Regions from separate parts of the Mus musculus genome. Here region 1 is linked to region 2. Evidence: chromatin loops called from intact Hi-C (ENCODE). Cell type or tissue: heart. All regions are shown on one strand. Links, peaks and the distances in the headings refer to the core of each region. The heading gives the core; the rest is flanking DNA. Region 1 overlaps Slco2a1 (solute carrier organic anion transporter family, member 2a1). Region 2 overlaps Ryk (receptor-like tyrosine kinase).

Region 1 (15,633 bases), core at 5,087-13,086, 160 kb after region 2:
AGAGCCTACCAACTCGCCTCTGTATATCTGTGAGTCTTAAGCTTCAGCCGGGCTGCGAGGGGTGGGGATCAGGACCTGGTGCAGCACCTGCTAAAGCTCTTGGGGATGAAGTGGGGTCTGATTCACTTGGCCCACAACATGGTGGATGACAAAGACCCATTGTTAATGCCAGTTCTGCTTCCTTCCACTTGGCTGGACCTCAAGTGGCTAACCCAAGTCCCCAGGCTTTTACTTAGAGGACGGCACTAAGATTTTTTGTGTGAGCCTTGTGTTTTGAGGTTAGGTGAGCTGATGTAGATCACCATTTAGCCCTGTTTTGAGCCTTTGACATCACAGCATGATATTGGATTCTATCAAGTTCACACTAGAAAACCATGCAATTGAGGTTTTTTTAAAAAATGCAACAACAACAACAACAACAACAGCATAATGCTTTAAGTTTAAATTTGGTATTGGACCACGTTCACAACTGTCCTGGAGACCATGTGGCCTATGGGCCAGGTGTTAGACACTCTGTAGATCCTCAACAAATTATAGGCTCTTCTAGGTGATATACCAATACTCCGAGTTGTGGACAGGTTAGCATGCATGAAGAAGGTAGCAGATGGCCAACTGGTACCTAATCCCTTCCCTTAGAGAGAAAGCCACATCGAGCTTTCTCAGGGTCACAGCCTGTACCTTTGACTCCACGTGCACCCGTCAGAGCCACCAGCACCGTGCACACACAACACTGTAACTATAACACAGAATCCGCGTGATGCTGTACCCATCCTGGATTTAAACTAATGGAGAGTAAATAAATAAAAGTAGATTTGTGCTCTTGTAAAAAAAAAAAAAAAAAAAGATACCATTGAGGAAAGTTCATTCCAGGCCAGCAGATCTCTCTGGCAGGTGCTGGAGGAGCCGCAGGCTTGGTTCTGCAAGCCTTGGCATCCGGCCCTTCCTTATCTGCAGGAGCTGTAATAGGCTTGGGCTTCAGGAGGAGTTACAGGCATGGGCTTGTTGGTCCCAGGGGACAGCGAGTGGCACCTTAGGAATCTCCTTCAGTTTGGGAGACTAGGGATGCTGAACTCCCCCCAATGCCCCTCACTCGGCTTTTTATCCCTTGCTTTAATTTCCAGCCATCTTATTTGCTATCGCCGTGTTTGGGCCGGCTTTCGGGTACCTGCTGGGCTCAGTCATGCTGAGGATCTTCGTGGACTACGGCAGAGTGGACACGGGTGCGTATGCAGAGGACACTCATTCTTACCTATCACCCCTTTACTGATGCTTCTGGTTTAGCTCCTCCCTTGTGGCTGCCCATAGAGAGCAGCGATGGAGCTCTCAGCCCATGTGGGGCCCTGCCCTGAGGTGCCTGTCACTGAGTGACTGGACACTATTTTGCTACTTTCTTCCTCCTTCTGTGTCCATGTCTGATGTCAAGGAACACAGAGGGGGCTGGAGTGCAGTGGGACAGATTTTCAGGGGATCATTGCTGTTTGTAGAACAGGCAACCCACTTTGTTGATGGCGATGTCCTCCGGCTCCTAAGAATTATGGGACCTCCTTTCTTAGGGCTCCTCAAAAGTAAAGTGTAGCTGGGCGTGGCAGCGCTCGCCTTTAATCCCAGCACTCGGGAAGCAGAGGCAGGCAGATTTTTGAGTTCGAGGCCAGCTTGGTCTACAAAGTGAGTTCCAGGACAGCTAGGGCTCTCCAGAGAAACCTGTCTCAAACAAACAAAACAACCAAACAACAACAGTAAAGTGTTCTCAAGCTTAGTGGTTACGAGTGCAGGTGAGGATGGCAGGCACACAGGTTTGGAATTGACTAATGGACAAGAGATTTGGTCTCCTGATCAGTTAGAGGAAGTCAGATGTGTGTAAGTCTTCCGTTACTGGGATGCTAGAAGAGCCTGTAGAATGGTGGCGGCAAAGTGTGTAGTAGTGTATGAACCATGTCAGCCCTCTGGAGACCAGATCATTTCACCAATTATTCCTGCCAAGAGCTAGAGAGGAAGCACAGCAGTGGGAGGGTTAGCATTTGCCTTCTGTGCAGAGGCTGGGGTGCTCTGGGAAGACCAGAAAGGCCTGGAGAGGGAGAGCTGTCCCACCACTGTGGGAAGAAAGTCAGTAAAACACCCCCCTGAACCAGAGTTCCCTTTCGAGTCAGGTCAGAGAGATCGGGCATTCAGCCAACAGACACTTCTATCCCTCGGTTTCTTCTCAGCTACAGTGAACCTGAGCCCAGGTGACCCTCGGTGGATCGGAGCCTGGTGGCTGGGCCTGCTCATCTCCTCAGGCTTCTTGATCGTCACCTCTTTGCCCTTTTTCTTCTTTCCCCGAGCGATGTCCAGAGGAGCAGAGGTAAGTGTCCCAGGGCCCAGGACTCCATGGATGTAGCCACGTAAGCAATGGACACGGGCTTGGAAAAGAAACAGCTGGGAAGCTGCAGTGGCCTTGGCAAACTGGGGGAAATGAAAAGAGGTCTTAGGACTTAGGGTTCATCAGAGGCTGAGAAGAGGTACCCCTCAGCACCTTCTTATCAGGCTGTCATCTCGAAGACCGGAGGGTTGCAAAGGAACATAGTTTGGAAATCCCTGAGTTCATCTAAGCTGGGCTAAAGAGTTAAGAAGCAATTCACAGTGCTCAATGGGATGTAGAGACAGCGAGACAACTCAATCCTTAGAAAGCCGGCCATGCAAACGTGAGGCCCTGAGCTTAAGCCACACACCGCCTCTTTTTTTTAAAAAAAAAAAAAAGCCAAGCGTGGTGGTATATAATTGCAATCCCAGAGCTGGGGGGGGGGGGGGTCAGATAAATGGAAGTATTCCCTAAGGCTTGATAGCCAGACAGCCTAGGTGGGGAGTTCCAGGCTACTTAAAGACCTCTTTAAAAATCAATATGGGGGCTGGAGAGATGGCTCAGCGGTTAAGAGCACTGACTGCTCTTCCAGAGGTCCTGAGTTCAACCACAGCAACCACATGGTGGCTCACAACCATCTGTAATGGGATCTGATGCCCTCTTCTGGTGCGTCTGAAGACAGCTATAACTATATATTCTTTAAAAAAAAAAAATCAAGATGTGTGGTGCCAGAAGGATGACACCCAAGGAGGTTGGCCCATGACCTCCACGTGGACGCACACATGCATGTACACATGTGGACACACACACACACACAAAAGCTGAGCAGGTAGTGAGGCACAGTTAACTTGGACATTTAGTGGAGTTTACTAAGGTTTGAGCCTGAATGCCTGGTGAGAAGGGGGCGTCCACTCAAGGTGTAAGTGAGGGTGTGGGGCAAGGATGGGCTGAGAAGGAGCGTGTCTGGGACAGGGTTGTATCTGCTAGGGAAAGGAACCTGAAAGATGAGACTAGGAAGCAGCAGAGAGGAGGTTGAGCGGAGCCTTTATGTTACACTAAAGGGTCTCACGTTTTCTCCTGTGGTTTCTGGGCACTGCAGTGACTGTGTGGTCCCATAGTGACAATATGGCAGTTGGCTGAGATTGGGGCTCATGAAAGAATGAAGATTGGAGACCTAAGAGGCTCAAGAGAAAGAAGGAAAACACAGTTGAGGGTCAGGGCAGTGGCCATCAGAGAGATGGGACAAAGTCCTGCCTGGAGCGGTAGTGCACAGACTTGGCTGTGGATAGGCGTTGGAGCTGCTGTTTTGTGTCTATGACTTAAGACAGAAAGGGCCCCACTGTGGGAAATGGAGCTGTGAGCAGAGGTCCAAAGCTTATCCCGGGGAAGCATTTAAGAGGTTATGGGTGTATTTTGATAGGCTAAGAGTTGGACAGCTCTGAGCTTGAAGACTGTTCCACTCGTAAACTTGTTGAATGATGCTAGGCAAGTTGCTTTGTTTTTAAGCTTCCTTTCTTGTAAAGTTCTTGGGAGTAATTAAAGAATCTGTCTGGGAAGGAAGTTGTGAGGGAAGAGGCGATGGATGGAGAGTAATGGGCATGTTGCCCAGAGCAGGAGGGCTCAGTTAATGGGAGCATCAAAAAATGCTTATGGTAAAGCCCTGGCCTCTGTCTATGCAGTGGCTTGGAGAGAGCCGAGGGCTCTGACTGGAGCTGCTAGCTTCAGAGACTGGCGAGGGCACTGAGGTAATGTCCCCAGAATGATTAGAACAGAACCTAGGGTAGGGGTTTCTTCTGGACTGAGTAGAAAGCAGGGTCCCAGAGAGGACACAGAAAGGGGGAGCTGAGAACTGCAGACATCGTAGATCCCTGTGTCCTAGAAGCTAGCCATCTCCAGGATCTGCATATGGGACACAGTGTAGTCATAACGCAGACAAGGGTAGGGTCCAGGATGATGCTTTGGGCATCAGTCATGGGAAAGTCAGATGAAATAATATGCCCATAGGTATAGTGGGAGGCATTGGCACAGATTCACCCTGGCCTCCAGCCAAGGCACCAGGCTCCTGAAAAACACAGGTGGTATCTGCTTCAAGGGAGCATCCTGCAGATGCCCTCCCCCACACACGTGTGGTCCTCACGCCGCTGAGTCAAGGGGCTCAAGGATGGGCCATTAACATCACCATGTTTGCTACCTTCAGAGGTCTGTTATCGCAGAGGAGACCATGAAGATGGAGGAAGACAAGTCAAGAGGCTCCCTGATGGATTTCATTAAACGTAACTGAGCGCCCCAGCAGCCTCGGGTGGGCTGGTTCTGGGAGGCAGCAAGCCAGGTACAGGGTAAAGGGCAACAAGAGACAATAAGTAAGGCCCGTGACTGCCTCACCTCCCTTCAGTTCGGAGGGATCCTGCCAAGGACCCTGGTGACCGGTTCTTTACAGGAACCAGTAAATCCCACTTCAGGCAGAGCCAGTCACCCCCTCTCAAGTCTCCCCTTCTGCTCTCTCTCTCTCTGTCTTCCTATAGTGGTGGAAGTTGTGGGAGGAGACCTTCCCCAGGGTGAGCAGTGTTTCTATTTACCCACCACCAGCATCCTCTTAGTCAGACCACAAGCGTGGTGAGCAGGAATCCAAGGACCCTGGGCTGACTTCTGGGAGTCTGGGTGTCTCTGATTCTGCCCCGAGGAAGAGAGGAAGCTGTCCTTGTGGATGAGTCAGGGTGACGGCAAGGCTCTAGGAAGCCTGTGATGCTCTTGCCAAGGCCTGCCTCCTGACAGCTGTTTGCCCGCAGGGTTCCCCCGCATCTTCCTGAGGCTGCTGATGAACCCACTCTTCATGCTGGTGGTCCTGAGCCAGTGCACCTTCTCCTCAGTCATTGCTGGCCTCTCCACGTTCCTCAACAAGTTCCTGGAGAAGCAGTACGATGCCTCGGCAGCCTATGCCAACTTACTCATTGGTGTGTCAGAGGGCACTGCAGGGCCTGGGTGGTGCCCTAGGGAGGAACTGGGTACTGTACAGTCCATCCAGAGATAACTGAGAGCCAGACCGGATGCAGGCAGGAGACAGGAGGGCTTGCCGGAGAGAAAGAATTTTAAGAGCATTTTTCCTGGTTGGCGATCTAGAGTGATTTTGGCAGGATTCTGAGACTCCTATTCTATTTAGGAGTGGGTGAAGACTAGGGGCTGCTTTCCTTCCCATCAAGAGGGTAGGAATCTGATATCCTCCCAACTGACCTTATCAGGGGTAACAGAGGAGAGAGGGAACATGGAGCTTGAGATATACATAACACCTCTTAGGAGTTGCCTTCTCCAGGAACTTGAGTCTTGGCCCTGTGACACGTCAGCCTCCTTTACACGATGGCAGTGCAGATGCTTAGCCCCCACCCACCCAGACTAATGAACCCAGATTCTGTGGCAGGGGTGCTCGTACTTCTTGCAGTAGATGCTAAGAACCACTAATGGGGGTTCTACCAAGTGCCTAAATGAATAACTGGGCCCCATCTATAGGTGAATTTGACCAAAGATTTGACAAGATAATCAGGGCATGAGATCTGGGGTGACTTCCCTGTTTGCGCTGAAGTCCTGTGTAGCCTTTAGGGATGCTATCATTTCTCCAGCCTTCAGTGTCGGATCAGGGCATCGCCACCCAAGAACGATCTACTTCCTTATTGTTGTCATTGTCTTCTTGTTTTCAATTTGTTTCTTCGAAACAAGTCCTAGAATAGCCCAGGCTGACTCTGAACTTGCTAGGTAGCTGAGGATCACCTGGAATTCCTGATCCCCCTGTCTCCACTTCCCAAGCGCTGGGTTATAGGTGTCAGAAGTTGACTGCCTCTTTGCTTTTTGATCAGGCTAGCCAACCCTCTACTAAAGTAAATTCTCGGGATGTACCCAGCAATCACCCAACAGTTAGTGATATTCGGTAGTCACCCATCGTTTCTTTACGAAGCTGTGCTCCTTCCCTGTGGTTCAGCTCAAGGCTCCCAGGCTGTGCATCCAGCCCCTCTCCTTCTCACCTAGGTGCTGTGAACCTTCCAGCTGCGGCCTTGGGGATGCTGTTTGGAGGAATCCTCATGAAGCGTTTTGTTTTCCCTCTGCAAACCATCCCCCGAGTAGCTGCCACCATCATGACCATCTCCATAATCCTATGTGCCCCTCTCTTCTTTATGGGATGTTCCACACCCGCCGTGGCTGAGGTCTACCCTCCCAGGTAATGGACAGCCGGAATCCAGCCACTGTATGTCTCTCTTCTCTGCCTTTTACCTCCTCCGTCCTGCTCATTTGATCTGATGTCTCACATGGTGACACAGGAAGCCAGGTCTCAAATAGTGTGTTCTATTATGAGATGAGATTAGCCAGCCAGTGGGGTTGGGCTTAGGGTTTGGTTTTGTAAGAAGCCACAGAAGCTAGCCGGCTTAGTGTCTGGATGAGCCTAAGCCATAGAAGCCAGGAAATAAGCAATGGTTAATGCCAGCTCTGAACCAGCTAGAGCTAGAGTCTCACTGAGATGTCGAAGAAAGAGGAGAAGAGACTTGAAAAGGTTTAGAGATGAACAATTAAAATGGCGACACACTGTAAAAAACAAGGGCTGCAGAGGCAGGGGCAGGTCAAAGGACCAGTCTGCTTGCTTAAAGCAGCGTGAGACGTAAGCGTAGGGCAAGCTTTATCTTCAGAAAGAGTGTTACAACCCCATGAGCAAGGAACATGCCACTCCCCACCTCCTCCCCCCTCCCCCACAAACCCACCCCAGGTAACCACCTTGAAACGTTTTCTTTTTTTGAAAGGAAAACATATTTTCTTTATTTATATTTCAAATGTTATCCCCTTTCCTAGTTTCACCCCCTCCTGGAAACCCCTATCCCGTCCCCCCTCCCCTTGTTTCTGTGAGGGTGTTCATAAGGGAAATTGGTCTGAAGTTCTCTTTCTTTGTTTGGTCTTCATGTGGTTTAGGTATAAGAGTAATTGTGGCTTCACAGAATGAATTGGGTAGTGTTCTTTCTGTTTCTATTTTGTGGAATAGTTTGAAGAGTATTGGTCTTGGGTCTTCTTTGACAGTCTGATAGCATTCTCCACTAAATCTATCTGGTCCTGGGCTATTTTGGTTGGGAGACTATTAATGACTGCTATTTCTTTAGGGGTTATGGGACTGTTTAGATGGTTTATCTGATCCTGTTTTAACTTTGGCACCTAGAAAATTGTCCATTTCATCCAGATTTTCCAATTTTGTTGAATATAAGCTTTTGTAGTAGGATCTGATGATTTTTTTGATTTCCATGTCTCCTTTTTCATTTCTGATTTTATTAATTTGGATACTGTCTCTGTGCCCTGTGGTTAGTCTGGTTAAGGGTTTATCTATCTTGTTGATTTTTCTCAAAGAACCAGCTCCTGGTGTTGTTGATTCTTTGAATAGTTCTTTTTGTTTCCATTTGGTTGATTTCAGCCCTGAGTTTGATTATTTCCTGCCGTCTACTCCTCTTGGGTGTATTTGCTTCTTTTTGTTCTAGAGCTTTCAGGTGTGCTGTCCCCGCTGTCGTTGAAACTTTTTCTTGAGGACTTTGCCCAAAACATTTGCAAGATTTGGAGACTCAGAACCTTTTAACCCCAGCATAGTCTCTTTCTCGTGGAGAGCAACATCTCCAAATACACCAACAGCATCAGGCAAAAACATAGTGTGATATGACCTCCTCTGTAGCTGACAGATGACAGAGGAAAGCAGAACAAAAGAGGGGAACATTGCCTCGAGTGAGGGAGTGAGAAACTCACCACCGTTCTGCAGGCTGACTGGGGACCCAGAGAAGCTGGGGACCCAGAGAAACCTGAAAGCTTGGGGTCCTTGAGGTGGTTTTCAGTGGGAGTTTGGTCCCACCTCTGTCACCTGCCTGGCCTGAGTTCTAGATATGACACTCTTTGTTGCTATGAGGAAGTTATCCGTAAACAAAAAGGCCCTTCCATTGTGATGTCCCATAAATGCCAACATCCACTGCTACTGTTTATCAATGCACTACTCAGCCATCAGAACTTCCCCAAAGAAGATCAGTAAGAACAGCCATCGAAATCCACTTCGATGAAGTTCTGGCCCAGGATAGGAAGGCGAATGGACAGACCCAGATCAGTGAATCCATTTGTTTCAGGAGATGAACAGTCTATAAAAACCTCAGTGGCCTCCAAAGGTCTCAGCCAGCACCTAGCTGGGCCATAAGAGAAGGCAAATGTTTCTAATGACTTCACTGTAGCGTAGACCACTTCCTTCAACAGAGCTTCAGGCTGTCAGTCATTTTAACTCTGACAGTGGCATGGGTGTTTTCTGGCTAGACCTTTACAACTGAGTAATGGGTGGGTTTGGGTTCCCAGGGTCAGGAGAATGGAGAGGGCCATGATGTCCAAACCATGGCAGACTCACAGCCGGCTCCCACCGGCTCCGTTCAGATTCTGGGACAGCACTGGCCTAAGACAAACGGGGGTATGCAGGCACATCAGCCAGGCCAGGACCTCGTGCTGGGCTGGAGTGTGGTGCTGTTTCTTGGTCTTGCTTTGTTTGATTCTCTTCTCTTCCTGTCTCGCCTGGCAGCACACCAAGTTCTATACATCCGCAGCCTCCCGCCTGCCGCAGGGACTGCCTGTGCCCAGATTCCGTCTTCCACCCTGTCTGCGGAGACAATGGAGTCGAGTACCTCTCCCCCTGCCATGCTGGCTGCAGCAGCCTCAACGTGAGCTCAGCAGCTTCTAAGCAACCAGTAAGGACAACGACGAAGGGGGTCACAGGGGTCGACAGAACCACATGGAGCTTTGGGGCTCAGTGTGTCACCTCAAAAACCGTTCCTTGGCCGTCAGTATCAGCGTCTTAGCCCCCTCCACCATCTCTCATCCTTCTCTGCCCCGGGGTCATGACCAGATGCCCACAGCCCAAAGTCAGTTAAAGATTGGCTGGAGACCAACGAGTTCATTCTTGGGAACTTGGCAAAACAACAGAAACAAGTCCGAGCAGTCGCTCTCAGCGGAAACTTGTGACTGATACTAATGGCTCCCTGTGGCAGGGGGGAACTTCTGGGTTCTGGGTTCTGGGTTCAGGCCATATTACAGAGTCACATGGCCTGAGAGCAGAGGGTCCCCTGTGACTTGGACCTTAGAGGCCAGTGCTGGGAGCAGCAGTCGTTTCAAGCCCTCCTCTCCCAGGAGTGCCACAGAGTTGGCCTGAAGCCATGAAATTAAGTTCAAATCTAGGATTAGAAACAAAATCTCTCTTCACCTGGTCTTCAAGGCCATGTGTCTCCTTCTTAGACCTAGACCTATGGGGACTTGTCTGACAATATGTGAGGACAGTGACCCCAGGCCTTCTGGGATCAGGAAACAGCAAATGCCTCCTCCAGGTTTGTCTCTTAGTCAGAAATCCATGTGTGCAGCCACCATGTCAACCAAAAGCCCTGGTCTCACAGTTTACATCCAGTCCGATAAATGCACACGATAAATGCTGAGGGACTTCCTGAGGTGACTTACCCTTGAGCAAAGACCAGAAGAATCCTATGGAAACCTGGAAGCCCATTGCACTCGAGGGAAGCACAGGTGCCAGTGCACCAGAGAAGCTGAGGAAAGGCCTGGTCGGCGCTAAGCGACAAGTGTCACAGCTATCGGGACAAGGGATCAACAGGTCCAGAGCTGGGCAGGGCCAGGCAAGCCAGACTTAGGAGGGAGATTATTTCCCCTCTTAACTCCCTCTGATGAGAACAATGGAACGTCTATGTCATTACTATAGGATGCCCCCATAGGAAGAATGCACCTGTGTGTCGGCCATGTGTGTTGGCCATGGGCCAGGCTAGCCCCCACTTACCACCTCTTGCGAGGTCACAGAAAAAAGCTTCCCCTGTCTGTCACTATGGGCAAAGGCCCTTGGCTCTCAGGTAGAGAAGGGTGAGGAGCTAAGACAAGATGGCCCCTTAGTTTGCCTCTTAACTGGAAGAGTGGTGGCTTCTGTGGTTTTCTTATCTTTATTTACTCTCCGCTGACTCATCTACTTCCAGAAATAATCTTGACAAGCTTCCAATAACAGCACAAGTACATCAAGACAAAATCCATTACCATGATAGCAAGGGAAAAAATAATAAATTATAAGGGGGATAAAGTCTTAGTATTTTAAGATCCAGATTGCGGGAGGTTACGGCAATATCGTGTGTTAGGAACTTCTGAGCTTGAGGGCCACAGTCCCACTGACTGACAGAGGGAGGCCTCCTCTAGCTCATTAGTTGGCTCAGCCCCATAACAGCTCTGACACCAACGTCATCATAGGCTGGGCCATCAGCCACTGCAAGGAGGGAAGGCAAAGATGACCAGATGAACGGTGGCCGCCAAATGAGTCGAACAGCAGTGTTGAGCCACATAGAATTATGATGAGGCAGGGTCCTCCTCTGGGGGCTCTTCTTAGGTCAAAGTACACCTCTTCAGTGGGGAGTGCTACAGAGCATTCAAGAGACTCTGTTATTGTTTCCTCTACTCCCGGAACATACCTTCTCCCATAACAACTTGCGCAACCACTAGAGCGGGCTGGACCGGGAGGAGAGCTCCCAGGTTCCAGGCGCTGAGCTGATGAGGGTGCTTTGCCTGGTGATGGGATCTTGGGCATTCAGATGTTGGAAGACTGCAGGAGTTCATCCCATGCTGGACTCTTGGTGAAGACCATTTCTTTCTTTTTTTTATTTTAAAGATTTGTTTATTTATTTTATGCATGTGAGTGCACTGTCACTCTCTTCAGACACACCAGAAGAGGGCATCAGGTCTCATTACAGATGGTTGTGAGCCACCATATGGTTGCTGGGAATTGAACTCAGAACCTCTGGAAGAGCAGTCAGTGCTCTTAACCGCCGAGCCATCTCTCCAGACCGTGAAGACCATTTCTAATGTCCCCAAAGTGAAAGAGCCAGGACCCCATGGGGCACTCTAAAACCCTCATCTGACCTCTTCAGTCTTTGAATCCTAGCTTTTCCTCCATCCCTGGAGGGCTGAAGGGAGGGCAGAGGGATTCGTTCATATTAGAGGGAGGCAGTGTGGATATGTGAAACATACAGAGGTTAAATCATGACGTGGCCCCTCCTGTTCTTCAAGATCTATTTGAACTGTAGCTGTGTGACTGGAGGATCCGCATCGGCCAAGACAGGCTCCTGCCCTACATCCTGTGCACAGCTGCTGCTCCCGTCCATCTTCCTCATCTCCTTTGTGGCACTCATTGCCTGCGTCTCCCACAACCCCCTCTACATGATGGTCCTACGGTGAGTGAAATCTCTGAGCCTCTGGCTGCTGCTTCCACACCCTCTCTTTGACAGTACATCCTGTCTCCTACTCAGAGTCTCTCCTCCCTTAACTGGGGAGTCTTAACAGCAACCTACAAGTGTCTAATGGTGAGAAGACAATAGGTACACTGATGGCAGGAGTTCCCTGTCCCAGGAGGAGCTCCTGGTAGGGAAGCCTGGCCCAGGCTCCTAGTATCCATGAAACATAGGCCCTGTTGGCACCCCCATCTTTATTTGTGGGAAGTTAAATCATAGCCCGGGATGGTGGAACTGTCGAAAGGTTGAGCCGCAGGTTCAAGACAGGCTGTGGGTAAAGATTCACTTGTTCTTCAATATTAAAAGAGGAGAAATCAGCAAGTCAGAAACTGAGGAAAGTTCCAGAAGCAAAGCGAACACTGTGAGAAAGGGCTGAAAACGTGAAATTTGCAGGAGACTGGGGACTCAGTGCTCAGAGTGGAGGGACAAGGGACCAGGAACCAGGGTGGGGTCAAGAGAAGTGTCTGGTTTTTAATAGAGAGCGTTCCCTCTTCTCATTCTACCAAGAAGGAAAATGTAAGAAAAGAAAAAGAAAAAAGAAAAGAAATCTCACCCAAGTTCATCTAACCACCTCCTGCCTGCCTCTCTGACCTCCCATCCAGCCCCATCAGCTTACTTGGAAAGCAGAGAAGGAGAAACACAAAGGTTGAAAACTCCCTATCAGATTAAAAGTCTCTACTTGAGTGTCTTGGGTGTTGCCTGACCTCATGACTCCCAGTTTCCTTGACTATGAAAGGAAGATAGTGATACCCACCTCCAAGTGTGAGTGTGAGCAATTACAAGGTCAATCGCTTCGTAAACAGAAGCTCCTCTGCTGGGCGTGGTGGTGTCATCTATAAATCTAGTGCTTGGAAGTAGGAGAACCAAGAGTTCAAGGTCTTCTTTGCCTAGATAGTAAGTTACAAGCCAGCCTAAGCAATATGAGACCCTACCTTACAAGGTTCTCAATGTTTGAGTAACAATCCCTTTGGGGGTTGACTGACTCTTTCACAGGGGTTGCCTACTACGACCATCAGAAAACACAGAATTTACATTACAATTCATAACATTAGCAAAATTAAAATTAGGAAGTAACAACGAAATAATTTAGTGGTTGGGAGGCTCACCACAGCATAAGGAACTGTATTAAAGGGTCGCAACCTTAGGAAGGTTGAAGACCACTGCCCTACCTCAGAAAAGACATGGGGGCTGGTGTTCTCCATATTGATTAGGACCTATCTCTCCAGAAGGCTAAGCAATGAGGAAGGACCAGCTGCCATGTCAATAATGTAGCTTAGTAACAGAGCACTTGGTTAGCACATGTATTTTACTCTATCCAAGTCTAGTCTCTTTCCATTCATCCCAGAACCTCAAACTACTAAATAGTACCATGAACATTCAGGATTACGTCCTCCCAACTTAGTCAAATCCCTCAGGATACATCTTCATGGATACACCAAGAGATTTGTTTCCCAGGTCATTCCAGATCCATACGTTAGCAATGAAGATTGGCCATCGAAGTCATCCATTATGGATCGGGCCATTGGAGACAAGCTGATACAGAGGGAAAGAACATCCATTCAACTGGAATTCCAGGCACTGTCCACTGGGAGATCCCACATGGTCCCTCTTTCTCCTACTTGAACTCCAAAGAGCCTCCCTTCACTGGGTCATCCCCCTGGGGATGTCTCTCAGATGCCGACTAACTTTGGCAATGGTTGTAAGATAATATGGAATGATCTGGAGGCCACTTTTGAGTTCTTTTCCACTCTGTCCTCGGCTCCAAATTCTTTTCCAAATGATAATCACCCAGCCAGGAGTATGTGGTGTGAAAACGTGGAGAAGCCAGAGTCTGGTCACACAGCAGGCGCTTCTACCACTGCTCTGAGCTCCTCAACCCTGTGTGTCAGATGCCAACCCCCTTTTCACTCTCCAGTTGAGGTGGCAGCTCTCTAGGGAGAGCTGAACCTCTTTACCTGGCTTTGCCATCCCCCTCTTGAAGGAGAAAAGGTAGAAAGCAGGACCACGCACAGAATCCACAGGACCCAATGCAAATGAAACTGTAAAGACTTTGGCTTGTGAATCATTTAAGAACTCCAAGACATACGTAAACCAAAGCTGGGCCTTTCTGACGGCAGCATCCTATGCAGCTATTCAAGTCACACCTTACAAAGCTGGCCCAGGGCAAGGAAATGTTTCAGATCTGCACAGAAGCTGATAGCCCAGGGCCCTCTTTTCCTGGTACAAGATATTCTGTGGGTGTTGTTCAGACCTGCTGTCTAAGCATCCAGCCAGAAATTCCTTTCTACTTGGTCTCTCTTGCCTGCTTTCTTTCCAAGAAGTCTCTGGACAGTCCTGAAAACAATACAGACTATTGGTTCTCAAACCCAAGTTTACATCCAACTCTCCTGGAATATCCACGTTTTTGATAGATGCCAGGCGGAGAATCTGTATTTTGAACGTAGCCTGGGCGGTGCCTCTGATCCAGCAACAGTGCTTTGAGAACGATGGGTATAACAGGCATTCAGCAGATAATGCGCATCATCCATGTGTCTGGTCAGACTCCATGAGGACCAGTGCTGACCTGCTCTGAGTCTTTCTACCCCCTACACCTCATACCCTCCAGGTGATGCTGCAGTCTAGAGTCCTACTGGTGCTAACTTCCTGTTTTCCTTTTCAGTGTGGTGAACCAGGATGAAAAGTCGTTTGCCATTGGAGTACAGTTCTTGTTGATGCGTTTGCTGGGTAGGTGATTTAGGCCCTGGACCGTGGGCATCTAAAAGCCATGTGGGGCGGGGCAGGGTTTGGAGAAGTCCCAGTTCATCTTGGCTGCATATTCCTAACAGCAAGAAGAACCAAACCCTGACAGATGACAGTTTGCCTGATTGCTTGAGATCGGGGAAGATTCTGTCTACAGTATTCAAGCCAAATTTAAATTATGTAAGAAAAAGAAAAGGTCATAGCTGAGAGTGCTGAATACAGAGTTAAAGGCAGGTATTTTTAAATCTGTCTCCAAGAATCCGCCCTAGGAAACAAGACCTTGCATTCCTGCCCTAGACAGAGCAGTTTCTGAGCTGAGCCCTGGCTTCCCTCCCATTTTCCAAACCTCAGTCCTCTGCCACGGTTCAGCAAATGTCTCTTCTGTCAGGGGATCCTGCCTCCAAACCCTGTCTGTCCTCAAGTAGCCTGGAGCCCCCAGCTCAACACTCAAAATACTCAAGCTGTGCATACACATAATCAGCAGAGACCTACAGGGAGAGAGAACTCCCACGGGAGCAGGAGGCATCTGGCTTCCCTGAGTGCAGGGACTGCAGGGAGAGGAGACACACAGTAGGTTCCTTCCCAGCTGGCCAACTCTCATCTGCCCGTTGACATCCATGGCACAGTCATGCATTAGACTGAACCCCAGGCACTGATGTGGAGGTCTTGCTACAATGGATGAACAAAAGTATAAAGATTGAATTTAACAGAGGATCTTTGTACTAAGAATTTCAGGGGTGGGGATTTTGAGGTTCCGGGCAGAAGGACTTGAGTTACTATCAATGTGAGCCTTCCTACTTTAACCACTGACACCCTCTGCATTATTATACAGGGGTGCAGGTCACATCTTGCCCTGCCATGGCTTCCATTAGCCTTCCAGCGTGCGTCATCATCCCAGCTGAAGTCAGATGGGCAGGTGCCTATGCAGGGTCTGAGCCAGCATTTTCAATGGAGTTTCTTAGCCGCAAGCCATTTATCCTATCATGAAGCGTCTCAGTTCCAAAGGACCCTTAACCCTCTAAATGACAACCGTCACATTCCTGGAACCACACAGGGGACACAGGGTATCTTGTCCAGGTTGAGGCTGGTTCATTAGCACAGCTGCTTGTATTTATTTATTTATGACTTACCATCTATAGCTGGTTTATCACTTACTCCAATGCCCTGGCGGGGAAAGAGCCCTGGCATTCCTCCCAGAGGACCTTCTGCCCTGCTTCTATTGGTGACTTAGAGAATGGCCCCTCTGCC
Region 2 (15,633 bases), core at 4,058-12,057:
GCTCTGCAAAATAAGCAGATCAGAAACCCATGACTGCTTCTATGTTATGTAATCTGCATGTCTCGCTTACTGAGGGAATCTTCTGTCCATCTAGGTTGTTCTCCATTTCCCACCGTAATTCGTTAACTTAGGGGTAGCATGGTGAATAGCCAGTGATAGAAGTGGTTTCTTTGAACGGACCTAGTTACTTAGACCAAATGATACAAATGTTAACATTGAAGAATTAATGCATTTTAATGCTTTCTTTCCTACACCAGCTGGAGAAACTAGCCAGTATGGTAGCTTTTGTTTTATGAGCAGTACTCACTTTATTTAGGAGTTTGTTCAGTTGCTATTTGTGACCTGTCTGTAGTCACCAGCGCCCAGTTTTAGAATGTTCCCCTCATTGTGCTGCTGTCCTCTCCTAGTGGGCCTTTGGAGTGACGCTGTGGGAGCTCATGACTCTGGGCCAGACGCCCTACGTGGACATCGACCCCTTTGAGATGGCCGCTTACCTGAAAGATGGTTACCGAATAGCCCAGCCAATCAACTGCCCTGATGAACTGTGAGTTTTTTGGATCTCAGACATGAGCCTTGGTGCATTTACTATGTTACTATAAAGCAGGAAAGCACGTAAGATACTCCTTCAGAGTAAAGAAAAAAGTAGAGGACAGAACTCAGTGCTGACCTCTGCTCTCCACAGACATGCACAGACACATGCATACAACCACACAGACATGCACATAGACTACATGACAGTAAACACAGACAGAGACAGACACCTTTCTCATCCTGGCCTTGCCTTCCTTCCTTGCCTCCATCATGGCGGTGGGGTACACAGGGCCTGGTTGGGATGGTGGCACAGCAATGTGTTGTCTACAGAGGCCCTAAAAGGTTTCCCTGCCAGTTTTAGATAGTAGCTTTGCTGTAGATCCAGGAGTCTTAATTTCAGGTAACACTTCTTCCTAGTTCTTCCTCAACAGCGTCCAGGACAACGCAGCCTGTTATTCTGACTGTTCTGTGTATTTACACAAAGCTCTGAACTTTCTGAGTATTGTATTCTCATAAAGAACTGAAGATGGTTGTGTGTAATCCAAAGAACTTAACTTCCTTTAATCCTGAAGCTGCTAACAGTACAGCTAAGCGATTGCTCATGGCTGTCCTCCCCAGCAGCCCATTAAACAGAGCACATAACTGGCAGGACGCTGACGGAGGCCTGACACGTTTCCATGTCACTGCAGGTTTGCTGTGATGGCCTGTTGCTGGGCCTTGGACCCTGAGGAGAGGCCTAAGTTCCAGCAGCTGGTCCAGTGCCTCACAGAGTTCCACGCTGCCCTGGGAGCCTACGTCTGACTTCTCTCCCAGCTCCGCCACTCAGAAGAAAGTGCCTGTCTGTCACGGATGCCCCTCGTGCAGCGCAGTGCCTGCAGGGGCACACTGTCTCCAGATCACCCAGCCTTAGCAGTGCTTCCAAACCTCAGCTTTTAACGATGACGTAATAACGCAGAGTGTTTTCTAGATACCACTTTTACTAGGTTGAACCAAAAGGGGTTTTGTACATTTTTTGGCCAAAAATTTTTTTAAAATATAGTGACTTTGGACTAGGGGGTGCATTCTTTTAAAAAATGAATAAACAGTTTTAAAAATTATTTAGACACAGATATTTGGAATAGCTGTCTTAGTGCCAACTGCTTTTATTCTTAATGTTTTACTTCATTGAAGTAATGTAGGTGACTCACCTTTAAAGCTATTTTAATATTTTGGTCACTACTTTTGGGAGTGGTTTGTCTTCAAAATGCGGTACTTTTCTTAGGAAAAACAACATTACGAAGTTGTCTGGTTTGCCTTATACGAAGAAAGATAGTATATTAGGAAAATTGAAAAAGTAAAAAGAAAAAGAAATTACAAAGTAAAAATAAAAAAAAAAAAACATATCGCCCCCGCATGGAAAATCGCTTGTTTAGTGACCATGGCTCTGCTCACATTTGGGGAAGCAGGTCTGAGTTCACATCTCAGTCAGCTTTCCTGTGAGCTGGAAGAAGGCTGGGGCAGGCTTGTGGAAAACAGTGGTGACCTTATTTATTTTTGCTCTCCGGGGAAGGAGAGGACACAGTTCCTGACAGTGACCCCTCTCTACTGCTGCGGTTCCCTCTGTGCACGCCTGGGCGGAGCTACGCACAGAGCCGGTGCTTCTGTTGTTGTGGGTTTGGGGGGTTTTAGTTTTGGTTTTTGGTTTAAATTGGTAATTTTTATGCTTATCTTCAAGGCTGGCTTAAGTATAAATTTGTTTTTTTAAAACACTTGAAAAATTAAAGGACTCATTTTATATGCTGGTATTCAAAATACTGCTCACAGTGTGTGACTGTTGGTCGTGTCCTGAAAGTCTTGGAGTCACATTTTATCCCCTGAGAGTTTGACTCAGGTTCCAAAACCCTAACAGAAGAACAGCTGACTCTGCTCAGCCGCCAGGGCCTGTTAAGAAGTTGGAGTTACTCCTACAAGGACTTATCATGGAGAGAGTCCACAAATACATGTATGTAGTTACACACAGGTTTGGTCTACCTAAGGGATTGTCACCTGGGCCTGTGAAGTGACTGGGCCTGCAGCTACTGCCTCTGTGTCTGTCCTCTCAGGGATGTGAGGGAGAACATGGGTCTGTTCTATTAAAATAAGTCTTGTGAATAAAGAGAGTATCTGAAAAGACAGCTTCCACAGTCCAAGGCTCCAGGAGGCAAGCCAGGAGCTCAGTGTCCCGCATAGGGCGTCCTGCATATGGTGTCTTGTTTATGATATGCTTTGTCCTCAAATGTCTGGGTTTTAAAATGCCTCCTTTGAACCTTTTGTAACTTAAGCCACTTTGTTAATAGCCTGCATCTTAGAAGGGATTCAGTCAATGAGTGCTAGTGCGTACATTACACACTAGTACTTCAAGTCAGCATCCAGTCAGCCAGTGTGTACATTACCTACACAGAGCAGTTCAGCTTCCCTCACCCCCCACTTCCAACACTCAGTGCACTCTTATTGTTTCAGATGAGAACAATGTTTAGAAATCACAGTTCTCTGTATAGAAGTTGTTTTAAAAGTCATTGTTCTGGGGCTGGAAAGATGGCTCCATGGCTCAGACTGCTCACAGCCCTTCTAGGGCACCTGCGTTTGGATCCCTCTGGCCTCCACAGGCACCAGGCATGTACATGGTGTCATAAACTCATGAAGGCACATACTCATATACATACGTATGTATGTACCCATATATATAACATGTGAGTATGTATACCCATATATAACATATCTGAGTATATATGTATATTCATAGATCTAGACAGAACTGTTTTAAGGAAAAGTGTGGCTGTCTGACTTGTGTCCCGGTTAAGTCGAACTTCTGTTTCCTTTGGGGGTTTGCTACCTGTGCACATGTGCATGCTCTCTCGTTTCAGTAGATTGTTCTACTGAACTATGTGGAGATAGTGACAAGGGAAGAAAGGAAGAGTCCGTTTTCCACGGCTGATCCTCCTTCAGTGATTTGTATAGCTTGTGAATACCGCCGAACACCGCCCCCCACATCACTAAAAATGTAGGTTTTTAAGAAGCAAATTGATGGAGTGCAGGATGCGACCATAAGCTGTCTCTGCTGACAACACTAAAAAGTTTTTTGATACAGTACCTTGCTGTGTAACCCAGGCTAAGCTCAAACAAGTGCTAGGATAGTAAACACCACCATGTGTGGCTAAAACTAAGATTTGTTTCTAAAGTAGTAAGGACAGCTCCAGGATTTAAAACAAAAGAAACAAACAAAACAAAACAAAAAACACAGGTTGAAAGTCATCATCATCAAACAAAAACCTAAGATTAATACCATGGTGCCTTGAAGTTACATTTGGAATCAATGTTTCCAGTTATTTTTATATTTTGGCCTTCTGCTTTGTTGCCACCAAGAATTAGCACTAATACTAGATAGGGGCTTACATCGTAGTGATGGTAACTAAAAACTATTCACTCCACAGATGCTGATGGCCCTGAAGATAGATGGCTCCTCTCTAGGTCTGTCTGTCTGTCTGTCTGTCTGTCTGTCTGTCTCTCTCTCTCTCTCTCTCTCTCTCTGTGTGTGTGTGTGTGTGTGTGTGTAAAAGCATGAGGTGGATGTTACATTTCTTCCTATCTCTCCATCTTAGTTTTTGTCTATCTATCTATCTATCTATCTATCTATCTATCTATCTATCTACCTACCTACCTACCTACCTACCTACCTTTGGCTTTTCAAGATAAGGTTTCTCTGTGTAGCGCTGTCCTGGAACTCACTTTGTAGACCAGTTTGGCCTCGAACTCAGAAAACTGCCTGCTCTACAGTGAGTCCTGGGATTTAAGACATGTGCCTTAGTTTCTTAAGACAGAGTGTCTCATTGACCCTAGTGTCTCATTGAAACTTACCAGTTTGCTAGGCAGGCCCCGGGGATCCAGCGGTTTGTGCTTCCCCAGTCCTGGAAGCCATCACACTGCTTTTCTACTTTGGTGGGTGCTAGGGATAGAATTTAGAACCTCTGGCCTGGTAAGGTGGCTCAGTTTCTGAAAGGGCTTCCCATTAAACCTGATGACTGGAGTTCAATCCCTAGGAAAGAGAAAACTGCCTCTTGCAAGTTGTCCTCTGACCTCCCGTGTGTCGTAGCATGCATGCCTGTGAACACAAACAGATGAATATCATAAAGAGGATTATGACAATAACTCAGTTCTCTGTCCTTGCATGACAAGGACTTTACTACTTGAGCCATCTTCCCAGCCCCATGTGCTGTGATAGGAAAATGGGAACACCAGTTAGCTGAGTCCTTGTGTGAGGACGCCACTAACGTTCTTGTAGGATGTTTCTGACAGCATCTTGCTGGAACTATATCACATGGGCACGCCTGGCTATTAAACATTCTAGGAAAAAAACATTTCAAGAGTTATTTTATGTGTATGGGTGTTTGCCTGTGTGTATGTATGTATGTATGTGCACAGTGTGTGTGTCTGGTACCTGTGGAGGCCAGAAGAGGGTGTCAGATCTCCCTGAAACTGGAGTTACAGATAGTTGTAAGCCATCTTGTGGATGCTAAGAATCAAACCTGGTTTCTTTGCTAGAGCATTGAGTGCTTTTAGTTACTGAGCCATCTTTCCAGCCCAGAAGTTGTATTTTGTTAGGTTTTTATTTAAAAGTGGCTTTACTGAGATATAATTAACATTGCACCATAAAATAGATGGGTTTTGATATATTCAGTGTTGAGTGGTCATAACCATAGTCGAATTCAATTTGTTTCATTTTGGGTTTTGTCATATGGTTTTCTTTTTGAGGCAGGACCTCACTGTGTACTCCAGGAGGTTCTCAGACTGTGGCCCAGGCTGCTCTTGCCTGGCAGCCTTCTTGCTTTAGCCTGCAAATGCTGGAAGAAAGGGGGACACCACTGTGCTAGCTCCCCTGTTGAGATGTGTGGCCCCTAGAAAAAGCCCAATGCCCATTTGTGGTCACCCCGCTTCCTTTCTCACTCTCAGCTTCAGGCAGTAACTGATCTCCTGATCTCTATTCGGAACTTTGCATTACATGGAGCCATGTGGTAAGTAGTCTTTTGTGTCTGATGTCTTCTACTTAGCACATGGTCTTCAGGGTTTCCATGTTGTGACATGGCCAGCAAATGCTTCGTTCTGCTGAAAAGTATTTCCTTGTAAGGATATGCCACATTCTCAGTTGACACCTGCTTGGGGACACTTGAGTTTTCGTTTAATCAGATCGTCACCTGGAAACAAAAAACAAAAAGAAGGCTTTCCGTGGTAAGGATGGGGAATGGCTGTAGGTGGCTCCTAGCAGGGTCAGCCACAGTGTAGAGATGGACTCTTGACCCAGCTTCCTTCAGCACTGGGTTTCGCACTCCACGAGTTGTCAGACATGAAGGGAAGCAGGGTGAGTCTAGGAAGATTCAAGTTAGCAGAGACCACTACTGAGGAGAAAACTTGGTCGGAGCCACTATCTGAGCTTTTAACTTCTGGCTCCTGGTCCTGAAAGCCCTACAGTACATCATGGCTGCTGCCACTTTGACCTCTGCTCTTTTTGCACCAACCTGTCCTTGAGCTTGCAAAGTGAAGTATGTTCTCTGTACTTGGTACTATAAAGTCTATCTCAGGGTGCTTTCGCTTTGGCTCTGATCTAAACCACCTAGGACCTTTGGCCTCTGGAAATAATGTAGAAATCAGCCGTATGCCTCTGCAAAAATTGGAGGTAAATGGTCTTAAGCTTGTGTCTAGTGATACAAATCTTGGACTAGGTCTTGAGTCTTTATCTGCATGTATAAGAGGTTTGTTAACGTTTTCTTTTGGAGACCAAATCTCACGGTATAGCCTAAACTCTTATCTCCTACCTCCCCTCCACGAGTGTTTCAGCCTCCTGGGCAGTGGAATTACAGATGTACAGTACCACGCCCAGCTCGACATTTAATTTTAAATTAACTTTGTGTGTTGTGTGTGTTTGTGCACACACCAGGCGTCAACATCAGATGTCTTCCTCGGTGGCTTTCCATTACATCATTTTTTGAGGCAGATTCTCTTCCTGAACTGAAGTTCAGTCTAGTCCGATTGACTGGGAAGTGGACTCTCCTGTCTCTCCCTCTCCAGCCACACTTGACTTTTCTGGATGTGCTGGGAATCGAACTCAGATCCTGGTGCTTCTGTGACCAGCGGGCTCGGGGGCGTCGGTCAGTGTTTCTCTGGCTTCACAGAATCACCAGCGTTACTATTATGAGGAAAGATCCTTTGGCTCCATCTTGTCTGGAGCCAGAATGGCCTTGGCCTGACTGGGTCAGGAAGCAGAGTGCGTAGTACGAGTGTTTTAAGTTTTGTGTTGGAGTCTCTAGGCAGTGTCTCTCTGGCCTTGGCTCCTCTTTTCCCCTCAGGACCCACAGTTGCCTTCACTGAAGGAGAGGGTTGTGTATTCTGGTCACCTAAACAGACTCTCAGTCTGTGATAAATGCTCCCTTATGGTCCTCCTCACCTCTTCTGGGAAGGCAGGAAAAGGAAGAGACGGGCCTGGCCTGCTGGACTTGGTGGGAAGCTCCCCGCGCCTCCTCCGCTGGCCACTCAGGTCTCTGCACGCTCTAGGCTGCCCCACTGGCTCACGCTTTGCATGTCCCTATTGAAGGAACACTGATATCTTTCCACAGGATGCGGCCCTTAGGTGCATTAAAACAACATAAGATCGGGAAGTAGATAGAAATACTGGATTTTCCCATCACCGCTTCAGTGTAGTGCTGTGTTGTAGAGATGGCCAGCTGATAATGTAACTCCCTTGTTTTACAAATGAAGGAAATGAAAGGCGCTTTTGCTTGCAAACCTAAGATGTATAGCAGGCTGTGTCTTATGTTGGTGTATTATAGGAAGTGGGTGTGCTTTTCAGGAAGGGAAATTAATTTGGTAGGATGCTGACTAACACTCTGTTAATAGGATTTTTTGTTTGTTTGTTTGTTTCCTGAATCCATGAACAGAGTGCTATTATTGGCCAAAACCCTTCAAAAATGATGTTGCTGGGAGGGAAGGTTCCAAGGTAAATGGGCAGAAGTGCAGTACGGGTCTAACGTCAAGAAATTCCAACTTTGGTCTGGAGTAATAGAAACTCAGTAAAAGGCTCACATCAGAGATACACCCACATGTGTTTTAGCAGTGTTTGTGGTAGGCAGATGTTGCCACCGTACATCAAGCATGGTACTTGTACTGGCTAGTTTTGTGTCAACTTGACACAGCTGGAGTTATCACAGAGAAAGGAGCTTCAGTTGAGGAAATGCCTCCATGAGATCCAACTGTAAGGCATTTTCTCAATTAGTGATCAAGGGGGAAAGGCCCCTTGTGGGTGGGACCATCTCTGGGCTGGTAGTCTTGGTTCTATAAGAAAGCAGGCTGAGCAAGCCAGGTGAGGCAAGCCAGTAAAGAACGTCCCTCCATGGCCTCTGCATCAGCTCCTGCTTCCTGACCTGCTTGAGTTCCAGTCCTGGCTTCCTTGGTGATGAACAGCAGTATGGAAGTGTAAGCTGAATAAACCCTTTCCTCCCCAACTTGTTTCTTGGTCCTGAGGTTTGTGCAGGAATAGAAACCCTGACTAAGACAGTACTAATCACCAAAAGTCCTACAGAGTGGCCTTACCCCCATTTTACAATTGAGGAAATGAAAGTTGAGCTTAGTTGCGTTAAGTAATGCTGTGTCTTAATCCAGGGAGTCTGTCCCCAAACCCTGTGCTACTGAGACGGGAGGAACGGGTTTGCAAGGGAGGCAGGACACCTTAGGAGCCCCTGCTTGTTGGTTCCAACATTTCTAGTGATATAAAAGGTAGTGTTAGTGTTTGGAGTACCAGGTTGGGGGTGGGCTTCATAGGAACTTGAAGTGTTGTAGAGGGAAATTAAAACGGGAGCTGCCTACAAGCAAATAAGAAGGGCACACAGCTAGTGTAAGTCACATTGGGGCTGCCCTGGTTGGTCAGCACATTTTTCTTCAGAAATTTGGTTACAGTGGAGTCTGCTATAACAAATGGTAGATTAAGTCATTGTTTCCTTCTTACATGGTAGTCCAAAGGGAGGAGGGTGGCTAAGAACCCGTCATCCTTTCGCCCTGCCCTTCCTATCAACGGCCATTTTAATGTGGCTGCATGGCCAGTGCTGGGTTCCAACCACATCACTGCGGCTCCCAGAAGAGGGAGCCTTTCTCAGTAAGTGATAGAAAGGCCACCAAGACACTTCTGCTGATATCCATCGGGAAAGACTCGGGCACCAGCAGCAAGGACGTCATTTAGAAAAGAGTCTCCCTAGGCAGCTGGCTGGGGAAAAAAAAAAAAAAACAGTTTGCAAACAGTGGTCTGTGGAAGAGAAATGTTGAGAGAAGAGCGAATCAAGAAGCTGTGTTTTTCCAGATAGGTATGAAGCTAGCAGCACTCTGGAGTGTAGGCTGATAGGGGAAAGGTGTTACCTGGCCATGGGCTCCAGTTAAGTATCTGGTCCAAGATACTGAAGATCTGAATACCTTGGGCCTAAGTCTCCAGAGTAAATCTGGGACTGAGACAGAAAGTAGATGAATGAGAGCTGGTATGTGTGGCTAGAGGAGAATCTGGATCTAAGCCCAGAGTGTCTTCGTTCCAGAAGATAAGCTAGCTCCCTTGCAGTCATGGTGTGGGAGGCAAGGGTTTGGAGTGGAACAGGCACAGCATGGTGTGGTCAGAAGTGGCATCCTAGCACACAGCACCCTCTACTCTATGTTGGCTTGCTCTAACACAATACCTGAGGTGACTGAAGGAAAGAGAAGAGCATATGTTGGCTTACAGTTTTGTGGAGGTTTCAGTTCATACAGGACCAACCCTCTTGCTTTTGAGCTAGTGGCAAGGCAGTATGGAATGGCAGGGCACACGTGGTGGACTAAATAGTTTCTTTATGGGAGCCAGAATCCAAAGAGAAAGGAGCCGTGCAATGCTTACTTGAAAGGCATACCCACTTTTGACAGGAAGGCCTCTAAGCAGTCCCCACCTCCTAAAGGCTCTACCCCCTTACAACTGGGACCAAGCTTTAACACATGGACCTCTGTGGGGACATTAGCCCAAACGTTAGCATCATCTGGTCCCTGGCTTACACACATACACACACCCGCCTTGTGCCTTCACTTCTGATCTCCTCTGTAATGTTGTTCCATACCTACTGCAGTCTAGCAAAGCTCCCTGTTCTATAAAACCCACCTCTCAGGTTCTTCAGTATCCTTAGTCTCTGCTTGCAGTCTGACCACCATCAAATCCACACACACCCCCAACATCAGGTTATTTATAGCATATAAGTGTCACATGAGCAGATGGGAGGGCATCTCACATTTAGACCACAAAAGCAGCTGGCCATGCTAGAGGCCCCTTGGCCCTCTTAACACCAGGACTATCCAGTTGGCACCCCAACTCTGTCATTATCTTCCCCTCTCTCTTGCACTCTGACCCTGCTTCCCACTCTCATCCTCCTCTCTAGCCGCTCCCAGCTTCCCTTGAACTCCATCCTAGTCAACAGCTCCTCCTTCTTGCTGGACAGAGTGTTCCTAGATATCCTCTCCGTTAGCACAGCCTCCCATGCTTCTCCTGGACCCCTCAGACTTGTATGCATGGTTTTCTCTGCCAATGACTTTCTCAGCTTCCAGCACCCCTCCCTCCCTGCCTTCCTGTTAGCATTGAGTTACTACTTCTCAGTGAGTTACCTCCACTCCACTCAGCGTCTGCCCTGACGTGGGCCCAGGGTCCTTCCTTCCTGGGGTAATGGCTCACTTTGCAGGCCCCTGACACCATAGGTGCCAGGTTCAGTGACATTCTCTCCGTGGCATGTGTCAGCATATCGTCCTTGAACTGCCTTCTGTAACTTTGGCTTTTCAAATCCTACTTTGAATAGTTGTTCTTAAATGCTCCAACCTCCCTTCTAGCCCACCACCCACCAGAGGTAATGGGAAAGAAAGCTTATGGTGATACAGGGGCAGTGGGCCTGTTTAGAAATTGTTCTTTGGAGCAAATCCCATCTGTGTTGTCAGGAAACCAGCAGTTCAGTTCACAGGAATCAGCAGCGGCAGCTCGATCCACTCGCAAACACTTCACCAATATAGCAGCAGTCCAACCTAGCAGAGACAGCCAGGCAAGGCTTCACCAGTCAGCAGGAGGGAGCAAGACCAGCAGGGACGCCAGGAGAAGTTCTTGGCTGTGCCTCTCCCAACGAAGCCAAGATCAGTGAAGACTTGAGACGAAGAAGGGTTGCACAGGAAGCCGCCAGTCACTGTCCATTGAGTCCTATGTATGCTCCCCCCAAACATCATGTGTCCTCCACAGGTCTTGCCTCAGCACATGAGCCTGTCTTAGCAAAACTCCCCGTGGGTCTGTATCAGCTGACATCACTCTGCAGATCGGCCGTGGAGCCCGTGGAAGCGGCAAGAAGCCACGGGAACCTCTCAAGTTCTTTGGTGCATCTCTCTCTGTGGAGTCAAGACAAATGGTGCTCAACAATGCATGTAAGGCAGGCCAATACATGCATGTCCTTAGCGAAGAATTCTTCATCACACATCCTTTCATGTGCTTGCTTCAGCAAAATGTCCTTTCACCTGTGTCTGCTTCAGCGAAACATTCTTTGAAATAACTGACTTTCCAAAGAAAACCACGTTTCCACTTCAGCCTTCCTTCCACACTTAGTAATTTGGGGCTCAAGCGTCTACCTCCCCCCACCCCAGCCCCCCAATTTTGGGTTCCTATGGTTCCTATGTCAGTCTTGAGCACCTGCCTGTCAGGTCTTTTCTGTGCTCAGCACCTCTGCAGGACCATCTGGCACCCCTCAACCCCAACATTGAACTTAGTCCCTCCTTAGTCTCCACAGGGCCACCAGGAAGCCACCCTTACTGCTTCCTAGTGCTTCCTGAGCCATCTGTGGGCAGAACTTGTGGTCTCTTGCCGGTTCTCTCCAGACTCCATTGCCCCAGCCAGCTTCCCTCCCCTACGCCCACATTGGTTATACATGGTTTTTGATTATCTGTTTTGATAATCACTCAGGCTCTGCAAAATTGTTATGGGAGATAGTTTTGTTCAACCAGTGATACATAGGACCATGTGAACTAAGAGGGGTGTGTGTGTGTGTGTGTGTGTGTGTGTGTGTCTGTAGGGAATATATGTGTGTGTGTGCTGTCTATTGTTGTCTTTCCTGAAACAAAAGGCTACTCCACCCCCTCTGCAATTTCCTTTAGCCTAGAATTTATTTTTTTTAATTTATTTTTTAACTTATTTATTATTATAGCTGTCTTCAGATACATCAGAAGAGGACATCAGATCTCATTATGGGTGGTTGTGAGCCACCATGTGGTTGCTGGGGTTTGAACTCAGGACCTTCGGAAGAGCAGTCAGCGCTCTTAACCCCTGAGCCATCTCTCCAGCCCTAGCCTAGAATTTATTAAACATTACTTCTCACTGAGAAAATACACTTATGGAGTTCAATATTCTAAAAGTTTGTATTGGCAAAAAACAAAACAAAAACTAAATATATTCCAAAGGCTTAGAGGAAGGTATCTAGACAGTTAGCAAACCTCCAAAAAAGAGAGATGGACTTTTATCCTTAATATTGACCTGCAGAGGGAGCCATGTATAGGGGTTTGCCTTTATTTTTTTATGAAAACCCTTCTGGTAGGAGCCTTTCCCACAGCCTGTCTTTATGGTACCACTCACACGCCGGCCCCATAATCACTCGGCCTACATACACAGCTAGTCCATAGAGCTGCTTTCCTGGAGAAGTAGAAATGCACGCACATGACCTGATCTCTGCTTCCAGGCCTGAGAGCACAGGGCGCCTGCTGGGGGTGGGCTGCAGCCTGTGGGCTGGGAGCCACTGAGGAAATGGCCTGTGACCTGATATCAGTCATGTCCTGCTTCATTGGCTCTCTCAAAAAACATCACCTAGAATGCTTCCGAAGAGGTGACACTGCTGGCTGACCTTACCTGGGGCGGCCCTGAACCTACAACACGAGTTTTCTCTTTTCTTTTCTTTTCTTTTCTTTTCTTTTTTTCCCTCCCCTCCCCTCCCCTCCCCTCCTTTCTTTTCTTTTCTTTTCTTTTCTTTTCTTTTTTTTCTTTTCTTTTCTTTTCTTTTCTTTTCTTTTCTTTTCTTTTCTTTTCTTTTCTTTTCTTTTCTTTTCTTTTCTTGTTTTCCCAGACAGGGTTTCTCTGTATAGCCCTGGCTGTCCTGGAACTCACTCTGTAGACCAGGCTGGCCTCGAACTCAGAAATCCGCCTGCCTCTGCCTCCCAAGTGCTGGGATTAAAGGCGTGTGCCACCACCACCCGGCACAACACGAGTTTTCAACAGTGGCCTGGCTCCTCCATACCTCAGAAATCAGGTTCCTTGTCACTTTTTAATTTAATTTTATTTTATTTTATTTTTTTGTAGTGAAATGAGTACAGGGTACCTTGTTACATAGTTAACAAATACACTTTCTTACCAGGCACAGGCTACTAGGAAGTGCCTTTGAAATTGTTGACTGAAGTTCTACTGAAATACACTTGTGAACTTGCTACAATAAGCATTTGATTTCTTTCCTATCTGAGAGGAAATGTCAAACTCTGAATATAGGCTAGGGATTTATGGCTGGGTCAATAAAATCTTAAGAGTGAGGGAAAAAAACCCTATTTTTGAAGGCTCGTATGGCCTTTTCCTATTACAGCAACCCTGTCTTTCAGGGTTATTTTAAAATACCATTCCGCATGTTAACTCTGCCTTCAGAGGGACAATAGTCAGCAGTCTGCCTCAGCTCTGTCCTCCACTAACAGAGAATACACTTAGGTCTTACAATTCAGTTGTTGTTTCTTTAATAAAGGCTGCACTGAACTTACTTAGAGACAGAGCCTGTCTCATCAAGCAGCCCTGGCTGTCCTCGAACTCCCTTGGTTGACCAGGCTGGCTTTGAACTCACAGAGATCATCCTGCTTCTGCCTCCCACATGCTGGGGTTAAAGGTGTATGCTACCACCGTCCAGCCCCATAAATTGCTTTTGTCAAGAGTATTTTATGACGGCAGAAAAAGAAACCTAGACACTGGCCACCCTCTATCCTTGCCCCGCCCCACCCCCACCCCCGACCAATAACTTAGGCCCAGGAAGGCTTGTTTTCATTTGTTTGTTCACTCCTGCTAGGTCAGGTTCCTTGGGTCACTTTCCTTGAGGTGCCTGGAATCTGCACCGTGCCTTGAAAACCATCTTGAAAGCCAGCCATAGTTATACATGTCTATAAGCCCAGAACTCTAGAGGCAGAGGGAGGGAACCTAATAGAGGCCACCCCAAGCTACAAGGAAGCCTCATGTCTCACCAAAACAAATAGAAAACACAAAAGGGAAAAAGGGCAGTAGGAGAGAAGAGGCTAACCCAGCCTGAATATTTCTGGGAATTCCAGGCCTGGGTTAAGAGCATCCCTTTCAAATGAAGACCTCAAGCTTCCCATGGCCGTTAGCATCCTTTTCCAAGATCACTGCCTCTCTGGTTAGCATCTGGAATGTCTCCACAAAATGTTCACGTGTTGAAGGTTCAGTCCACGGCTGGTGGTGCTGCCTGGGAAGGTTCAGGAACTTCAGGAAGTGGCGTCTAGCTGGAGGAGACCAATCACTGGGCATGCCTTTGGGGAGTCTGTTCACGTCTCCCTAGTCTGTCTGTCTGTCTGTCTGTCTCTCTCTCTCTCTCTCTCTCTGAGACAAGTTTTATTCTGCACCTTAAGCTGTTCTGCAGTTTTCTGTATTACCCAGGCTGACCTCAAAACCTCCCAAGAAAGCCAGCATGCCTGGCTCCCTTCTTCACTTTCAGCCTCTTGTCATTCTGGAGCCGTAGGCAACACCAGAAAGCATATCTTTGCTCTCTATGCTACTAGATGTCTGGACCTATTGGTATGTTTTGTGCTGCTGTGGCATGGTATGGCAGGGGGGGGTGCTTTAGCGGGCCCATGATGAGGCATTTCTGCCCCCCCCCCCCAGGTACCAGCCATACGATGGGTCTAGTATGAAATGAAGTTTATTTGGGGCATGGGGGGGCGGGGGAAGAAAAGGGACAGAGAGGGATGGAAAGGGACAGGAGAAAGAAGGGAAGAGGCTGACCAGGAACACATGGGGTGGGGGAGGTAATGGGGTGGGGAGGGCAAACCAGGCTCCTACCTGACTTGCTAGGTAACTGTTGGGCAGAGCCTAGAAGAGATGCTAACACCCTCAGCCTGTGCTTTCACATCTGCCTCTCCTAGGGTGGGAAAGCCTGAGAAAGGCCAGTCTGGCCCTTGTTCCTTCTTGCCTTCTCAAGGATTGTGTTTTCTGTCTATTAGATCTGTAGTCTCAAACCGGAGTGAACATCATAGCCACCCAGAAAGTCTGTTTAGACCCAGAGCCCTGAGCCTCACCCTCGAGGCTGGGATGGAGCCTGCCTGCTAGCCTTTCCATTGTGCCAGGATGCTGCTGTGTTAGTCTGAAAACCACAGTGGCCACTGTGCAACAGCTGTCAGCTTTTCTAAAGTCTTGAGAGAATTTTTTATAAACTCATCCAAGATACCCTGGCTACCTACCTAGAACACTTATATCAGAATTTTAGACATCATTATTTATATAAATATATCAGTAATTTATAATATATATATATCCTACATAATTCCAATGTGTAGCCAAACTTGATAACTGATATAATAGTTCTTTATTCTTCAACTCTTGTCTATGAGAGACAGACAGACACAGAGAGAGAAAGAAAAGGAGAGACAAACAGACAGAGACAGGGAGAGAGACAGAGAGATTAAGTGAGCACAGCATGTGCGGGCATGTGTGTCCCATGGTGCATGTGTGGAGGCCGGAGGACAACTGCTAGTATTTGGTTCTCTTTTTCCATTGAGGTGTCAGGGATCAAACTCAGGCTATCAGGACTAAGAGGTAAGCACTTCTAATCAACTGAGCCATCCTTCCAGCCCACCAGTGTAACAATTCTAATCAAGTTCTTAGTTCAGGATTTGATCAGCTGGGAAGTGTACTACATCCATCCTTCCACATGCGGTATAGCTAAGGTAGGCTTCCTTTCCGAGGCTCATGTTACAGTGTTTCTCACTGTTGCTCTAATTAAACAGGACCAAAAGCAACTAGGTCAAGAAAAGGTTTAGTTC

Evidence for each region. A loop is a pair of places that touch in the nucleus more often than their neighbours do. Peaks named below come from ENCODE experiments on the same cell type or tissue, not always from the same donor. Only the 100,000 strongest peaks of a DNase experiment are listed, where the experiment ranks them.
Region 1: a loop joins it to region 2, with 2.8 times the contacts of the local background. A loop is called at or near these places in 3 of 42 quality-filtered maps.

What each region holds. Positions count from the first base shown.
Region 1 is chr9:103,068,024-103,083,656 of GRCm38, forward strand. It overlaps Slco2a1 (solute carrier organic anion transporter family, member 2a1), which reads left to right. Exons shown (of 14, transcript NM_033314.4): 4 at 1-29; 5 at 1,122-1,220; 6 at 2,205-2,341; 7 at 4,536-4,611; 8 at 5,125-5,289; 9 at 6,353-6,542; 10 at 8,901-9,066; 11 at 11,426-11,589; 12 at 14,306-14,370. Among named protein-coding and RNA genes, the nearest start is that of Rab6b, 36 kb to the right of the region's middle. In heart, for the core only: no CTCF peak of the experiment used is centred there; DNase peaks (open chromatin) are centred at 5,258, 9,038 and 10,618; H3K27ac peaks cover 598 bases.
Region 2 is chr9:102,905,630-102,921,262 of GRCm38, forward strand. Ryk (receptor-like tyrosine kinase) reads left to right here. Exons shown (of 15, transcript NM_013649.3): 14 at 408-544; 15 at 1,221-2,678. The coding sequence ends at 1,332. Among named protein-coding and RNA genes, the nearest start is that of Ryk, 79 kb to the left of the region's middle. In heart, for the core only: a CTCF peak has its summit at 8,665 (motif pointing right); DNase peaks (open chromatin) are centred at 9,222, 10,052 and 10,712; H3K27ac peaks cover 499 bases.